3 separate regions of the Homo sapiens genome follow, and regions 2 and 3 are each linked to region 1. The links are chromatin loops, found by intact Hi-C in ENCODE. Cell type or tissue: endothelial cell of umbilical vein. All regions are shown on one strand.

Region 1 (2,500 bases):
GAGTAAGTATCACAGTTTTAAAACATTCTCTCAGACATTTCAGGGAGGTTGGAAGGGTAGGTTAATAATTTACTCATTCTATATATAGGGAAACCAAGGCTTAGAGAGATTTTTTTTTTTTTAAGGTCAAAGAACTTTCCTTTAGATTAGCTAATCATGATTACCAGTTTTTTTTTTTTTTAAATCTACAAATTTTCAGCATTATATTTTGTAATGTGCAAATTGATAAGCACCAATTCTGTGGCACAGATCTGGTGTTCAGAGTAATAGAAACAAAACAGCATTTGTCCAGCTATGTCACCATCAGCAATTGAGAGAAGTCTAAGCCCATTTCAGAGTCTTCCATCTGAACTAATCCCAGGAGTCACAAGGATGCTTACTATGTACTAATAAATGTGGTCAGCCAGGTGCCATGCGTGCTCTGTCCCTGCCCTGACTCTCCAAGGTAACAGTCCCCAGTAAGCCACCCTTTGATGCTGCTGTTGAAGGAACTTATGCCCTTCCCAGAGTGATGATGGTGCCTGTGAAATCCACTGAGGCCTCAGAGGAGCTATCTTCTTTCACTTAGGAAGCCAGCACCCACAGTATCCTCAAGAAGTGTGAAGCACTCTTTTAGTTTTTATTGACTCTTGTTCCAGCTGTTTCTCATTCAGACTCAATCATGAGCCCTCAGCCACTCTGAAACACATTAACCTCTGCGCAGGCTCTTCTGTGTCCTCTTGGGTCAGACTTGTGGGCCTGAACTCTCTTCTCTCATAGAGATGAGTTATTTCCCAGAAGGCTGTTCAATTGCTCATGCAAACAGCCAACTGGTGGACCCACCTTCCCCTTCGGCCAGACATACCCGCACTTGTTTGAATGTCACATTAGACAGCCATAGAATTGTTCCTTCATAATATGGTAAAAAAATATTACTAGTTAATATAATGGATTGAAACACGTCAGTATTTCATGGTGTTGTGTAAAGAGCACTTCAGGTGCTCTGCCACCTACATAAGTTCGATAATAAGGGGCATGGGAAAATCAACACTGCACTCCAAGGCCCGAACCCCCAAACCTATGTTCTTGCCTCAGATCTGTCTCCCTTTGAGTGACCTTGGGAAAGTCACTTGGCCCTGCTAGGCCCTTTTATCATGCATAGAATGAAGGAAGTAGTATGTTTCTAAGGACTTTTTCAAGCATGCAAGTTTGCGATTTGTGGAGACAAGATTTATCATTTGCAATTACTGTCAACAGGTGGCAGCAAAAACCCAATTTTTAGTGACAAGAAAAGAATGTTAGCTGCCTTTGATTAATCCTCAGAATTTCAGAGAACATTTAATTAATTGTATTCATTTTAAATATGATGAAAAAACCATAATCTCCATATTTAAAGATGCTTCATGATAGAAAGACTGTATGTACAATATATGTTATCAAGTGAATTGAAAAGTAGGGCTTTTAAAATGGGCATGTTTCATAAACCATTGAGCTGAATACTTTTCTTCCAGTCATTTTGAATGTGGGTAGAGGTCTTAGGATAGTAAAACTGCCATATTAAGTGATATTTCAGAACAGGTCTTTTATATCTATTTTTAAGTTAAATGTGGAAGGATAAACTAACAACTTCAGGAATTCCTTTTTAAGTGTTGTATAAGTTTTTTTTTTTTTTTTTTGGCAGGGTCTTGCTCTGTTGCCCAGGCTGGTGTGCAGTGGTGCAATCATAGCTCACTGTAGCCTCAACCTCCCGGGCTCAAGCAATCCTCCTACATCAGCCTCCCAAGTAGCTGGGACCACAGGTGCATGCCACCATGCCCGGCGAGTTTAATTGTATTTTTTGCAGAGTTGGAGTCTCACATGTTGCCCAGGCCAGTCTTGAGATCCTGAGCTCAAGCGATCCACCCACCTAGGCCTCCCAAAGTTCTGGGATTACAGGCATGAGCCACCACATGCAGCAGTTTCTTATGTAAAGGGTGTTGAGAAAAAGCTGACATACATAGCAACATTACAATATCATTACATTTTACATTTTACCATAGCTCATATCACATTAAATGAATTCCAAAGAACTTTTGAAAAATGTAAAACTTTATTTGTTAGCATTTTTCTAATTTTAACAGTTGGAAATGAATGGGCTGTTTTTGGAACTTTGAAAAGTTTTTGCTAGCCAAAGGTTTTGTTGCAATGAACTAGAACACAAATGTAAAAATATATACGGATATGTTATTAAATTGTCAATGCAAACTTGATTCCATTTCATTTAATATTGTGAGCAAAACAATGATATATGAAACTGAGAAAAGTGCTATGGAAAAGACTAAGATAGGAGCTATATTGCAGGCATAGTCTCTTACAGGAATTTATAATTTTAATAAAGTGAATACCTAGATACTATGTTACTCTATTAAAACTGGAGAGGGTATACAAGCTATCATCTTGAGCTTTTCCTGAATTACAGACTTGTACTTTCAACTGCCTCCTTGACATCTCTACTTAGCCTTAGTATGGACAAAAGAGAAAT
Region 2 (2,500 bases), 400 kb after region 1:
TTGATTCTACACAGACTTCTTAGGAAAATTGTGTTCGTGTAAAACTGAAGAGTCCAAGGGCTTCCTCACTGGAATAAGCAGGTCTCATTTGAGGGTGGGGAGCTCTTGACGAGGGGAAGTGGCTCACTTCAGGAAGTCCTGAGAACGGATTTTCTTATGTACATGTGCAAGTTTTTATGTATCTGCATACTTTACTCTCTTTAGTTGATGTAAAATGTTATGACTATTGTTTTCTTTTCTAAAGGAAGAGTTTCACCTGCATTCTATCTCACTTACTAAATGCGAGCAATCACCAGATCTCTTGTAATTCTACAAAAGCAATTAATCAAAATGGTGACTTCCAAATTGTTGTCTTCCCAGTTATGTCTATAAGCAAATTGAGACCTGCCAAATATCAGTCTCAAAAATGCATATTTTTCCTGCATGCATAACTCCTGCACTAACGCTGTGTCTTGAGAACAAATGGTATGCAGTGCCAAAGCCTTAGGAAGGTCACTTTTTTTTTCATTCTCATGTTTTCTTTCTAACCTACTACTCATAGAGTCACAGGAACTTCTGAGAGCCTTCTATTTTAGACCTATATATTAGATGGTTACTAATTACTTTGAACTGATTGTTTTTTCCTGTTGAATATTCCGGATTTCTGATTGAGCAATATCTTGAAATTCCAAAAGTTGGCATGCTGGTAGTTTCCTTATGTTCCACACATTTTCAAGCACATTGACAGTGACTGTTCCCTGTTTCCAGAGGATGAGGACAGTGGTACCATGTTCCTTCATCAGCTTGCACAATCAGCCCAATTGTCCTCAGATGGATCGTTCACACTGTGGCAGATTGTCTTGACTGCAAGTTCTTCTCTTGGCTCTGAAATCTTCTGCTTAAACAAGTTATTTCATTGACATAAACAGGATCTTCTTATCCTGGCCCAACACTAACTGGAAGAAAAACCTTTTTAGGATTTGTCTTTCTCTGCCACAGAGAAAGTGTGACCCCAGAAGCTTGAAATGGGCACCATTTTGTAAAGCTAGGCCTCAGCATTACTCCGAAATTCATGATATCTTGGGAACCAGGTGTGCAGTCAAAAATAACAGCTTTTATTTCTGTAACTTTTATTTCTGTAGCTCTTATTTCTGTTCACTTAGAGTGAACAAAACTCATTTACATACATTATTTCATTGATTCTAACAATAATCCTGTGAGGTAAGCAGGACAGAAACTTATTGCTATTTTTCAGATAAGGAAACCAAATTCAAATAAATTGTTATTATTCATAAAATGATAGTAACCGACACCATATAGGGTGTTTGGGGCACAAAGCGCTTTCCTATGCATGAACTCAATCGTACTGACAGCAACACTGCAAGGAAGTCAGACAAATTATCCCACTGTTTCAGCTTAAGAAGCAGATGAATAAAGGGATTCCTTGTTAGGATTTCTGCTCACAAATGTTTCTACAAAGCTCTTTGCAGAACACACCCTCTCAGAAACTGCCCCTCCTGGTGGGCAGCTTCAGGGAGTGCTTGCTGCAACACGTTCTGCTTGCTAGTTCTGACCCCACCCTTCCTCCCACTCACTCCCAAACCCACCGTCAGCCTCAACGCAGCTGTGGAGAACAACTCAATTCGATATATTTTTATTGATAATTTGAATAAAGGTAACATAAATAACATGACTTAAATTTTGGAAAATAGACAAAGAAGAAAAAAACCAACAAGAAGTCCCATGACCTCAATCTCTGTATTAGGCCAAGTTTCCTCTAGCTTTCTTTCCCCCATGCATCTGCTTTTCTTCTATTTGTAATCATAAGATCGATTTGTATACATTTTAAATCTGCATCATTTCCACTTGACAGAGTATTCTTTTTTTTTTTTTTTGAGACAGAGTCTCTCTCTGTCTACCAGGCTGGAGTGCAGTGGCGTGATCTTCACTCACTGCAACCTCCGCATCCCGGGTTCAAGTGATTTTACTGCCTCAGCCTCCCAGAGATCACAGGCATGCACCACCACGCCTGGCTAATTTTTGTATTTTTAGTAGAGACAGAGTTTCACCATGTTGGCCAGGCTGATCTCAAACTCCTGACCTCAAGTGATCTGCCCGCGTTGGCCTCCCAAAGTGCCCGGATGACAGGCAAACTTCCGATTTTCTAATCGCTGAGGACACATAGCTCAGACATATGAGTATAGATAATTTTTCTTCTATATTTCAAGTTCAATATTATTAAAAGACTATAAAATCTACAGTCCTTATTGTAACAACACAAGAGAAGCTACAGACACTGGATGACTGTGGTTTCAAATCATAAATGTTTCCTCTTGATTCTAGACTCCTATGGAAGTCTAGATTCAAGTTACTGTTGCATCCACTGTTGAATCTCCAATGCCTGTTGCAATGTGTGGCACAGTAAACATGCAATAAATACATATTGGCTGAGTAAAGAAACTAATATCAGAGTAACTAGAAGTTATTGACTCCTGCCTCAAGTAAGCAGGCTGACTGGAGG
Region 3 (2,500 bases), 51 kb after region 1:
GAGGCTGAGGTGGGTGGATCTCCTGAGGTCGGGAGTTCAAGACCAGCCTGACTAACATGGAGAAACCCCATCTCTACTAAAAATACAAAATTAGCCGGGGTGGTGGCACATGCCTGTAATCCCAGCTACTCGGGAGGCTGAGGCAGGAGAATTGCTTGAACCCAGGAGATGGAGGTTGCGGTGAGCTGAGATGGTGCCATTGCACTCCAGCCTGGGCAAAAAGAGTGAAACTCCACCTAAAAAAAAAATAAAAATAATAAAAAAATAAAGCAGTAAAAACAAAATGTTTGCATGTGTCATTATCTTTGTATTGGTCGTCTATTTTGTAAACTTTCATCATTACTTTAAGCATTTCAGGCCACTTCTTCAGTCATTATTGTTGATTATCATTTAGTCCTCCAATTCCATCAGAGTGTGCTAAGGTAGTAAAATGAAATTAGGCACAATGCATGGCAGAAGGTATAGCAATTTGAAATGTCTTCCAAAATCAATTAGATATTACTTTGGGTTAGCAGTGGAGGTGGGAACATAGTTACAGGTAATTGAGAATTGGCTGTGAATATGGGCTCATACATTGTGTTTTTGAACATGTTGATATAATTCTGTGAAATGAGAGAAATGGCCTCAAATCACCTGGCTGCTTCTGCTTTATTTTATGGTTAGATATTCAACTGCCATCACAGACTACAATAGAGGAAAGCTGCTATTATTTATCAAAGACTAGACCTGCTAGCTGAAGTGCAGTTCACCATTCACTTGGGTGGTGGTATGGCTCACCTCCAAAACACTGCTCATGAGTTGACCTTATTATTTTTATCTGCATGTCTTGACCTATAGCGGGCTTAAAATGTCATTATCAACCTAATGGAAATACAGATTTTTCATTTTTTTCCCTTTCTCTGCCTTCTCTTTTTTCTTTTCTTTTCTTTTTTTTTTTTGGTATGCATATGTATCATAATACTCTTTGGGTTAATCAGGTCCCATAGTGGACCTCGACAATACCTGAGGGGATCCTAAGTCATCAGAATATAGGGGGTGTGAGTGGTCTCCCTTTATTTCTGGAATGCTTGCTTTCTTCGGAAATCATGAAGACATCTTTATTTGAAGCCTTGTTCATCCTTTAAATTGACTCGCAGATTTGCTATTATCTAGAGCGTCTTGAAAGGTGTTGTGCGTATCTGACAAATGGCCTCATTATTCATTAACTTTCACTTTGATATACATATTTTTTAAGTTTTTTTCTCTTTTCTTGCTTTTAAAAATTGGATGTGTCAAACATGCCCCGACTGCTTTAGCACTGTCTATCTGTCTGGTGAAGGAGTGCTGGAAAATTCACATTTAAACAGCATCTCCACAAGTTCTTAATGATGTGCTGAAAGGCAGCTGGCCCAAGTCCAAGTCTGGGGTTTCACTGCTCAGGAAGGTCAGTTTAGTCCTAAGGGGAAGGAAAGAAAAAAAAAAAAAAACCCAAAAGACCCAAAACCAACTATAATCTGTATATCCCGTAAAAGAAAAATTACAAATTCTGATGTAATACTTAAAATTATTATTTCTTAATTCCAAAGTAACTGCTTTTATGACCAGCAAACTCCCAATGGTTAAAATTATTAGCTCAAGACATTTTGCTTTAGTTTAGACAAAAACCTCTAAGTGGCCTACTTTCATTTTCAGTTGGTTGAACAGTTTGTGGTTATATTTGAAATACTTTTTAAAAATGGTCTTGGGTAGGGAGTCAAATTAAAAAACCAAAAAATGCCAAACCTCAGTTTTTGAAAACTGTTTTCCTGAAGACCTGTCTAATCATTCCAATAAGGACACAAAGACATCGACCAATCACATAAATTCCTTATAGTCTCAAAAGCAACAGAAGGCCCCCCCCCCCACTCCCCTCCTCCAATGCAGGCAAGTTTTACATTATTTCTTAGATTAGCTACACATCTTGTTTTTCATGAATTTTAAAAACACATTTATGCCTCTCTGAGGCAGGAAGAATGGGAGTTAACAGCTCAGAAGGAAAATCATAGTGACATTGGACCACATGCCATCTGACGAGGGGATTACTTATAGATGATGTGTGTTCTCTAGTTATCCCTCAAACTCCCCTTGGACGATTAACTGTCTGGTTGGGAGGTGAAGGCTAAGACAGACAGATTAATAAACAGCTTTTCTTCACAACCAAGTCATTTGTTGAATAAAATCTATGGGAAAGCTGATGCCATAAAAGAAGTTAGATAGCATCACCATGGCATTATCGCCCTGGTTATCCCTGAACTCTGGAGACTTAATAATCTTCAAATAAGTAGTATTTAAACAAATCCCCTTTCAAAAGAAATGAAAAACTGGAGAGTTTATTTAATAACCACCACAAACATGAAGTGGTATAAAAAACTCTGCTTTCATGATTTAATTTTGATAACAACCAAATGTGCTGAGTAAGTCTTCAAGTCCCAAAGTTCAGCATTTTTTTTTTCTATTTTCCACTGCTTAATCTATTAAGAAA

The links. A loop is a pair of places that touch in the nucleus more often than their neighbours do. Peaks named below come from ENCODE experiments on the same cell type or tissue, not always from the same donor. Only the 100,000 strongest peaks of a DNase experiment are listed, where the experiment ranks them.
Region 2: a loop joins it to region 1, with 29 times the contacts of the local background. A loop is called at or near these places in 3 of 110 quality-filtered maps.
Region 3: a loop joins it to region 1, with 7 times the contacts of the local background. A loop is called at or near these places in 11 of 110 quality-filtered maps.

The regions. Positions count from the first base shown.
Region 1 is chr6:105,430,195-105,432,694 of GRCh38, forward strand. No RefSeq gene overlaps it. Among named protein-coding and RNA genes, the nearest start is that of PREP, 28 kb to the left of the region's middle. In endothelial cell of umbilical vein, a CTCF peak has its summit at 1,212 (motif pointing right); a DNase peak (open chromatin) is centred at 1,247; H3K27ac peaks cover 1,151 bases.
Region 2 is chr6:105,834,059-105,836,558 of GRCh38, forward strand. The region is part of intron 2 of LOC105377923 (a long non-coding RNA gene); the gene reads right to left. Among named protein-coding and RNA genes, the nearest start is that of LINC02836, 200 kb to the left of the region's middle. In endothelial cell of umbilical vein, no CTCF peak of the experiment used is centred here; no DNase peak of the experiment used is centred here.
Region 3 is chr6:105,481,023-105,483,522 of GRCh38, forward strand. It overlaps LOC105377921 (a long non-coding RNA gene), which reads left to right. Exons shown (of 2, transcript XR_942832.3): 2 at 1-284. Among named protein-coding and RNA genes, the nearest start is that of PREP, 79 kb to the left of the region's middle. In endothelial cell of umbilical vein, no CTCF peak of the experiment used is centred here; a DNase peak (open chromatin) is centred at 1,389.